Linked DNA regions of Homo sapiens: region 2 is linked to region 1. Evidence: chromatin contacts called from ENCODE Hi-C data. All regions are on one chromosome and are shown on one strand. Each heading gives the region's core, a stretch centred on a gene start or an enhancer-like site at or near the end of the contact. The rest is flanking DNA. Distances are from core to core; before and after follow the strand shown.

What was found. Hi-C counts contacts between places; a loop is a spot of excess contacts on that map. Pooled maps may share reads with other maps.
Region 2: a map of esophagus muscularis mucosa shows a loop between it and region 1 (2.3-fold over the local background). The contact joins two enhancer-like sites. A Hi-C loop is called at or near these places in 4 of 168 maps with a recorded cell type or tissue (PC-9, Right ventricle myocardium inferior, esophagus muscularis mucosa and 1 more) and 4 of 50 pooled maps.

Annotation. Positions count from the first base shown.
Region 1 is chr1:61,639,668-61,644,447 of GRCh38, forward strand. The region is part of intron 2 of LOC107984964 (a long non-coding RNA gene); the gene reads left to right. Among named protein-coding and RNA genes, the nearest start is that of TM2D1, 83 kb to the right of the region's middle. RefSeq lists enhancers at 2,037-2,086, 2,297-2,346. Within about 2 kb of position 2,189, at least 22 of the 41 ENCODE cell types and tissues checked have a DNase peak (open chromatin) inside an H3K27ac peak, as active enhancers do.
Region 2 is chr1:61,488,257-61,493,036 of GRCh38, forward strand. No RefSeq gene overlaps it. Among named protein-coding and RNA genes, the nearest start is that of TM2D1, 230 kb to the right of the region's middle. Within about 2 kb of position 2,873, at least 3 of the 41 ENCODE cell types and tissues checked have a DNase peak (open chromatin) inside an H3K27ac peak, as active enhancers do.

The sequences.
Region 1 (4,780 bases), core at 939-3,438:
GCAGTAGGAGAGCTACACAACTTTCACAAGCTCCCATGTCTGCAGGAGTGCTCTGCTCTCTTTGGATTCTGTAGGAACAGAGGCATCAATCAGGTGCTGGGAATACAGAAATTTTCCACCAACGTGCTCATCAAACTTTCCTTTACCGTAAGCCAAAAGAATGTCTCTGAGCTATGAACATCAGACTTTAATATAAACTTTAAAATCTTACTCTCAGCTCTACGGACATGGTTATAGGTGTCTGGCAATTGAACTAGGAGAGCCTGAAAGTAAACACATTGTCTCTTGGAAATTGATGAAAAAACCAAGCATGTTTCTTTATTCATTCAAAAGATTTTACTGAGCATCTTTAGCCTGAGAAGTAGGAGGTAAATTAGACGTGTTCCCTGCCTGGGCAAAGAGTATATTCTATTAGGGGAGAAAGAGGCATACCAAGATGTGCGTAACACAGTTATGCAGTACGTAGTATGTTACATAGATCTAGCAAGACAGCGACATTTAACAGATGACAGGGAGGGGGTGGAAATTCGGTGCATGGGCACGGCTATGAAAGATTTCAAAGAGGCTGTATTTGAGACAAGCCTTGAAAGACCAACAAGAGTTTACTAAGCAGAGAAGAGGATGGGGGAGAAATTCCCAGAGGAAGAAACAGCACAAGCAAAGGCACGAGGGTCCTGAAGAGCACTGGGTATTTGGGGCTAAAGGGTAAAAAGAGCAGGGTATCTGATTCCAGATTAAAATGTCATCCCTCTATTCTGAAATCTGAAAAATACTAGCAGCTTGATTTGTCCACAGTCACTTGTGCCAGGTAGAGAATCCTAATTCGTGTAGGCCCAAACCAACAAGAACCTCTTGATGTGACTACTGCCTGAGTATTGCAGTGTTCGTGGGAGCTTTAAGTTTACCTATCCAGATGGGAGAACCTCTTTCCCGAAATTCATAAGCAGTCCCACAACTCCGCCAATGCTACAGGACCCAGCTTTCTGAGGCACCTAGAAAGACATGGCAGTGGCCCAAGGTGATGCTTAGGTGGGCTGGCGAATGCACACAATAGAATGTCTGTCTGTGACATTTAATCTCACTCTGGCAAACTGGTGCAGCTGCCCTTGTACAACAAACGGGAAGGCACAGTGAGTGACCACCACCAAAAACAAACAAAACAAGTGTGTGCGTGCGTGTGAGCTTTAAAATTTAATAGCTATTCAGACAGTCCTTAGAGAAGGAATTGGCAGCTTCGGCCTCCAAGACTGCTCCCCCACCTGTCTCCAGGCACTGCAAACACAGCTGTGTAAGAAGGAGACAGTCAACGCTTCCAAGGAAAGAAATAGTGCAGTCTTGGGGGTGGGGTGATGATGAGAGCACCTTTCTCACAAACCCACGTGGGACAGGGCCTTGTCTAGCAACCGCAAAAATAATCGAGCAGGACGTGGTCAATCAAGCTCTTTATAAAACCTCATGTTAAGTAAAATCATTCAAGATCCAACTCAATGGCCACCTTAAACCCATGTTTTAAAAGCATGAGACAGAGCACACAATTCATGCTCAAAGGAGAACGAGGTAGCATGCATGCTGGCAAGACGCGCATTCAGGTTTGCTCCCGGTATCAAGATGAGACGTAAAGACGATTTATGCACTGTCATAGAACTTGTAGTTCCTCACACAAAACACAGAACTTCCTGGGAAAGTGCCTAGAAACTTCTTTATCTGTATTTCCCCAGGCTGCAAAGTGCACACATTTTTAAAGTTCAACTCTTAAAAAAAAAAAAAAGTCAGCAGAGGCAAGATTTCAACAGACGCCGGTCCAAATGTTAGCAATTCTAGAGTGGTCAGGGGTTTGCCGCTCCCAAAAGTAAGGGGGAAATTAGAAGAAGGAAAGAAGTCGTTTTCGAAGACGAAAACCAAAGCAAGGAGGTATTTTTGGTATCATTTTAATCACAAAATAGCACGAATGCGGTCTGTGCCTGTGCGCTACCCAAACGTCGATTTGAATACCACTGAACGCTAGTTTGAAAATTTCCATTTTTGTAATTTGCTTTCTTTTGTTAAGCCAAGACTTGAGAGAAACCTGGCAGCCGTCTCTAAGTCTGGCACGATTTCACCTCAGACGCACTCGGTTGGTTTGGATGTTGAGGGAGACCGCACATGAGAGAGGGAGAAGGAGGAAAAGAGAGCTGGAGAGCAAACCTACCGCTCGGCGGCCGCCGCAGAGAGCAGGCCCAGGGCTTCTCAGCCGGGGGATCTGGCTCCACCTACAGGAATCAGAAGGCAAACCTAGTAGACGCCTCGGCGTCTGCAGGAACCCGGTGGGGGCTGGGGGAACTTTGATAATTGCCTAGAGAATTTCCTAGCCAGTAGGAATGGGGGTCGGTAGAAGTGGTAAGGATTGGGAAGCAGGGATTTCCATGACCAGATTACCCACAGTCATATCAGATTCAGCGATTCTTATTTGGAGGAGAAAAGGTATCATGTCACCTCCTATGACCTAGGAATTTTAACTGGTTCCAGGTAAACCCCATTTGAAAGCAAAGGCAGCACCTGGTCCCAGGACAGGCCCAGCACATAGCATGCTCAGGCAATAACATTTGAATGAATGAATGAATGAATGAATGAACTGAATAATCCAATCTATCAAATAACAGAAACCTAATATGATAAAAAGAAAACCAACCCCCAACCCCAACACTGTTTTTCAGGTATATGTATGAGTTGTCAGGCATTTTTGATGGCTAGTAATTACTACAAAAATCCTGCACCATGTAGGCTAGTCGTGTTCCACCTCCGATGTGCCAGAGCAGTGATTGAGTACCACCGATTTCATCCCATGCCCTCATTTGCCAACGAATAAACAGAAGCTTGAAGAGGTTAAATGCCTTTTCCCAGGTCAACCAGTTTGTTGGTGACAGAACTGGTTTGGGGCTAAATTTTCCTGACCTGTCTGGTATTTGTTTTCTAAGGGCAGGAGACTCATTTTGCATTGGCCTGCTGGATGCCCTCAGCCGATTAGCTCTCACAGGAGGAAGTTAGCTTCCCCCACCCACCTGTTGGCCTGTCCCTGGGCTTCTGCCCCAGCTTCTGCTCTGGGCCACAGCCTCTGCTCATGCTGCTCTACTCCAAAAATCAAACGCTGCCTGGAGCTAATGCCAATGGTTGCTAAACTTATGAATTCATTTCCTAAAGCCTGAGGGACAGAATCTTTGAGCCTGTGGTTTAGTAAGCTACAAACAGGCAGGTGCTTTGTTTTGGCAACACAGGTGTCTTATATACAATATCTCCTCCATCTATTTACCCAAAGCACTTAATAAGCAGTTACTGAGTTTCCCAATGATAGTTATAGAAGAAGATGTTATTTACCAATTGAAAAGGAATTTTTGCCGTAGGCAGTTAGCACTCAGTTTCCAGATGAAAAGGTGAAGATCCTTCTGGGAAGTGAGATGCTGTGTGCATTATGTGAGATGAATATGATCCAGGGAAAGATAGCAATTAAGCAGATCCAGATTCTTTTTTTTTTTTTTTTTTTTTTTGAGATGGAATTTCACTGTTGTTGCCCAGGCTTGAGTATAATGGCGCAATCTCGGCTCACCACAGCCTCCACCTCCCGGATTCAAGTGATTCTCCTGATTCAGCCTCCAGAGCAGCTGGGATTAGAGGCACCTGCCACCATGCCCGGCTAATTTTGTATTTTTAGTAGAGACGGGGTTTCTCCATGTTGGTCAGGCTGGTCTCAAACTCCCAACCTCAGGTGATCCACTAGCCTCGGCTTCCCAAAGTGCTGGGATTACAGGCGTGAGCCACTGTGCCCAGCCTAGCAGATCCAGATTCTAACCACAACCTGTCTATAAAATGGAACTAACACTGTCATGACCTCTGAATGGATTAAAAATTAATCATTATTATTAATCACAATATTAATAATAATGCTGAACTATTACTAAGTGCTTACTACATTCCAGGCTTTCAAATGACCACTTTACATGCATTGTCTAACTTATCCTCAGAGCAACCCCATGCGAGTTATAATTATTACCCCCATTTTACAGAACAAGAGAACTGAAGCTCAAAAGGGTTAAAATACTCACCTACAGTGACAGTTTACAATGGTAAGGCTAGTGGTTGGATCCCAACTCCTATCTGACTCGGGACTTCAAAACATTATGTAACACAAGAAATGCCTATTAGCTGATTCTATGCCAGTGGCATTCAAATATCAATCTCTAGTTCTGAGCTTTCAAAGGAACTCTGTGCTTCTATTCCCAAATGCTGAAAGAATATCATTAATTATATATTCCACTACTGTCTCAAACTTAAAAGGGCCTAAGCCAAACTCTTTCCTTCCTTTCATAAGCATTTACTGAGAACCATTCATGTTCAAACCTCCATGGTTTGGAATCTAGGGCAGTGGTTCTCAACTGGGGGTGATTTTGCACTCCAGAGGACATTTTATAATGTCTGGAGACATTTTTGGTTGTCACCACTGGGGCTTTGGAGTGCTACTAGCATCTAGTGAGTACAGGCCAGGGATGCTGCTGAATGTTCTACAATGCACACAGTAACTCACCCCCCAAAAGAATTATTTGGCCCAAAATGTCAATAGTTCTGAGGTTGAGAAATTCTGGTTTAGGAATACAAGGATGAATTAGATAGCTAAAACCAATCATCTGATGTAAGAGATATACATATAAATTTTAAGCACGAATTTTACCTAGATATCTGTGTGATGACAAGGGGTCCATCAAGAGCTATGAGGTTTATTATGGGCTGGAGAAGTCTTAGTGGAGGAGGT
Region 2 (4,780 bases), core at 1,623-4,122, 150 kb before region 1:
CAATCATGGCTCACTGCAACCTCTACCTCCCCCAGGCTCCAGCAATCCTCCTGCCTCAGCCTCTCCAGTAGCTGGGACTATAGGCTCGCATCACTATGCCCGGCTATCAGCTTAAATCTGAGCAAGCCCAAAGGTCTAACCGATTAATATATGTCAGAAACTTAATGGTCTGGGAGAGGAGGGACCTCTGGGAGAAAGATAGGGGGATAATACAGTAAAAGTTGCTGGACAATGGACACCCCAAACGGTTTCCCAGGGGGCAAGGACTGGTGGGGGGCCATGAGAAGGTTCATTTCTGGGCCTTGGAATTAACTGAGGGCTATCAGCTCTAGGGAAGCTACTGACAGTAGGGTTTGGGCACTGGAAGCCATCTGGGGTTCTGCAGAGATAGAATACGATTTAGTAGTAGAGAACATGGTCTGCCTGGGCGTCACTAATGTAGCACCCACCAATGCAAATAGCCAGGATTCAGGAAAACCAAAGGGAACTGGAAGCTGAGGTTACAGAGCTGATGAAGACATTAGTCCTGTCCTCAGGAAGGCTGTGGGGAAGACAGTAAACAGGCATTTCTGACACAAGGTGGTCACATGTTGACAAAACAAGCTCAGGGTCCTAGACCAGCCCTGAGGAGAGGCACCTAAGTCACCAAAGGGTGGTGAGGAAAGGTTCCTGGAAGAGAGAACACTGGAAGCAAGACACAGAAGACAGTGGTAGCTGATCAGGACAAGAGAGGATGTCCCTGACATGGTCCTGCTTACAATCATGTTCAATTCAGTACCACAACCCAAAAGATGAACTATATTCATGATTTGGCTCCCACTGACCCCCAGTCTCATTTCTCTTCACTCTGCCCCACACTTCGGGCTACAGCAACATCAACTGCTGGTGGTTGCCTCCATGTCCATGCTGCTGGTGAATTTTTGATTATATGACTCTCATCTGCTGAAATACTCCACCACCCCTTGGGCTAACTGCCATTTTTATTTTATTTTATTTTTTTGAGACAGAGTCTCACTCTGTCATCCAGGCTAGAGTGCAGTGGTGCAATCTCGGCTCACTGCAACCTCCGTCTCCCGAGTTCAAGCGATTCTCCTGCCTCGGCCTCCTGAGTAGCTGGGACTACAGGTGTGGACCACCATGCCCAGCTAATTATTTGTATTTTTTTTTAGTAGAGACAGGGTTTCACCATGTTGGACAGGGTGGTCTAGAACTCCTGACCTCAAGTGATTTGCCTGCCTCAACCTCCCAAAGTGCTGGGATTGCAGGTGTGAGCTACCATTTCCGGCTGCTAAATTCTATTTATTCTTTAGGAGCCTTTTAGGAATCCTTCTCTGCCTCCTGTATCTGGTGTTAGATGCTCTTCCCTGAAACCCCTGCACACCTCTCAATCACTGTCCTTGCCACCTTGCACTAGACTTAACGATGTGTCCATTTTCCTCACTAGACAGTGCACTAGTTGATGTCAGGAATTATGTATTCCTTTTTACAGTCACAGTTGCCAGCATTTAGCCACTGCTTCATAAATCATTTTGCAAAGGCCAGTTAAGGAAAGATAGACAGACAAATTTAAATGAAGTACTCTTTTCTCCTTAGGGTTACCAGATAAACACAGGACACCCAGTTACACTGGAGTTTAAATTGAAATTTGAATTTCAAATAAACAAAGAATACTTTTTTCAGTATAAGTGTGTCCCAAACAGCGCATGGAACATACTTGTACTAAGCAGAAATGTGTCTCAAATGTTGCGTGGGACACACACCAAAAGATTGTTACTTATCTGAAATGCAAATTGAACTGGGCATCCTGTATTTTTATTTGCTAAATCTGTCAGCCCTAAATATTGAAAAGCATAAAGCGTGTGGGCAAGAGCAGTCTCATTCTGCTGATGGAAAATGCTCAATCTGGTAAGAAATTTGGCAAAATATTTTCCAATATGATCAGATAATTGCTCAGAGATAAGAGAGTTAATTCCAGTATTTACCATGGCCCAAAGTTAGAAAACACCTAAATATATACCCTTAAGAGATTGGTTAAATGAAATAGAATTTTATGTGCCATGTAACACTGAGATTAAAGCACAAGATCTGAAGGCAAAATGCTTAGGTGCTATTTCTCAACTAAAAATAAAACAAAACAAAAATGCTTTGGTGCAAATCTTGGCTGCACATGACACTGGCTATGAGACTCTGAGGAAGGTTACCTAATTTTTTTTATGCCTCAGTTCCCACCTGTGTAAAATAGGAATATACACATTTTTACCCTATAAGGTTTGGGAAGATTAAATAAGTTATCCATGTATAGCCCTTAAAAAAAGGGCCTGGCAGAAAGTAATGTTTAAATAAAGACGGTTATTGTTATTATCATTACCCCTATGTAGAATACTGTGGTTTCATTAAAAATGACTTTATAGATTTATATTTATTGATGGAAAAAGGTGTTCTCATTATACAGTGAGGGAAAACAATCAATCAAAGCATCATATACACAGCATCCATGTAGCAAATCATTCTGAGCACCATCTCTGTCAGGTCCTCTCTTAGAAGTCACCAACAGCAAACATAGCCAGAACACAGCAGAAAACCTGGAGGGTCATGAGCAGACACATATATATGTGTGTGTGTGTGTATATATACATATATATATATATGAGGAAATATATACAAATTAAAAGGCAATTAACATTCTGATAAGAGCTATAAAGGAAAATAAATAAAGTGTAATAGGAAAGGCCTCAAAAGACAGAGCTATTTTTCCTGAAACCCGAAGCATGAGCGGAGTTAGCCAGGCCAGAGCTGGAAGAATATTCTAAGCAGAGTAAATGGTGTCTATCAAAGCCATGAGAAGGGAGATATCTGGGCAAGTTTAAGGAACTGAAACAAGGCCAACGTGGTTGGATCCCGGTGGATGAGTGGGAGAGTGGAGCAAGATGAAAGTGGACAAATAAGTAAGGGGTTGATCATGTTCAGCTTTGTAAGATATCAAAAGTCAAATTAAGGAGAGTAGTGTATTTGGGTCTTTACCCTAAGGTCCTTTGAGACAATCTCATCATCTGTCATCTTTGCTTTACTTGCTTAGGATTTAGAATTCTGGACTGAAAGATCTCAGTGGCTGAATTAAAGCCACATGTCCCCAAGGGTGAAACAGGGAGGATTCCCCCTTCAGCTTCCACGTTTGCCATTGAAGAGCTGTGGTGTGGCCCTGGGACCCTCCTCGCCACTGAATTCAGGGAGCCCATGTCATCCCACCTCCCATCAGTATCTCTAGCCTCCAGATAGCAGTTTCTGGTGTTACCCTCATCAAGGTATTTCTCAATACTTTGGCAAAGGGTATGTCCTCTAAGCTTTCCTCGGAGACATAGTCAGGGAGTGATAGGGTTAGTTGCACATGATAAATTCACTCCAGCATTCCTATCTCTCAGAGTCTTTGGATTCTTTCCTTTACTCGGTATCAAGGAATTTATGACATCTCAACTCTGTTTAATATTGGCCACCACTGAGTCCAGATTTCTGTCAACCAACTGAACAAACAACGGTGTCTACTCCCAGCTGCTCTGAGCTAGCAACAGAATCTGGAGTCTCTACTAAGTGCATCATTACCAGGGACTTCAACTTGGTCTGAAATTATGTTCGTTTCCCCTTGGTCAAGAACGTACAGAATTCATTCCCACACATATTCCTCGGTTTTGAAGGTGTAAATTAGCAAGGTCTTGCAAATCATTTGTTATACATGCCTTCTGCTCCCGGTTTGACTTTTTACTCCCCGCCTCCCCCACAGGTATTCTAGGTCAGATCCTGTAGACAAGGGAGAGATGCTGCAGTGCAGAGAAAGGACAGACTCCTTCTTTCCATGTAACTCTTTTGGGTAAGAGAGTTACAGTGTCTTTTGAGCAAAAAATAAAGAGAGCCAACAGTCCAAGGAGGAGAGTTGCTTTGGCTGGCACAGAAAGATTGGTGATTTCTCTAGGTCTTCTCATATACCCCCATTCCACATCTTTTTTATTTATTTTTTATTTATTTTTATTTATTTTTTTGGGATGGAGTTTCGCTCTTGTTGCCCAGACTGGAGTGTAATGGCGCCATCTCTGCTCACCACAACCTCCGCCTCCCGGGTTCAAGCAATTCTCCTGCCTCAGCCTCCGGAGTGGCTGGGATTACAGGCATGCGCCACCACGCCTGGGTAATTTTGTATTTTTAGTAGAGACAGGGTTTCTCCATTTTGGTCAGGCTGGTCTCGAACTCCCGACCTCAGGTGATCTGCCCGCCTCGGCCTCCTAAAGTGCTGGGATTACAAGCATGTGCCACCACACTTGGCCTTCCACATCTTACTCTATCAGTACCTTAACTTTCTCCAAAGAGGCATGACAAAGCTGTGCATTCAACTGATGTAATTCTACCAATCTCACAGTCCAAATTTGAATTTGTTTTCTACTCTCTCAGCAGTGTGGCTTTTAGAGGTTGGAAATTCATTTAGCACTGCCATAGAAAGTTCTTGGGTGTGGATGTTTGCCTTAAATTGAGAATCTGGGGATTTAAATTTGTCATTCTCTTTTCATAAGCTACCCAGGGCCATTCGAAGCAGCCATTCTTCCACAGTCCTTAACTCCTGTCTTTTACGCTGACCCAGGACAATACTTACATGCTGTCCTAAAAGCTTCCTTGATTTTCATGAGCACTTCCTCCAAATGACCACAGGTGATACTTTAGATGTTCTGCTGCTGTGGACATGAGCTTCCATATTCCTGTCTCTGAATCCTAAAAGAATGATCATGTCCTAACTCCT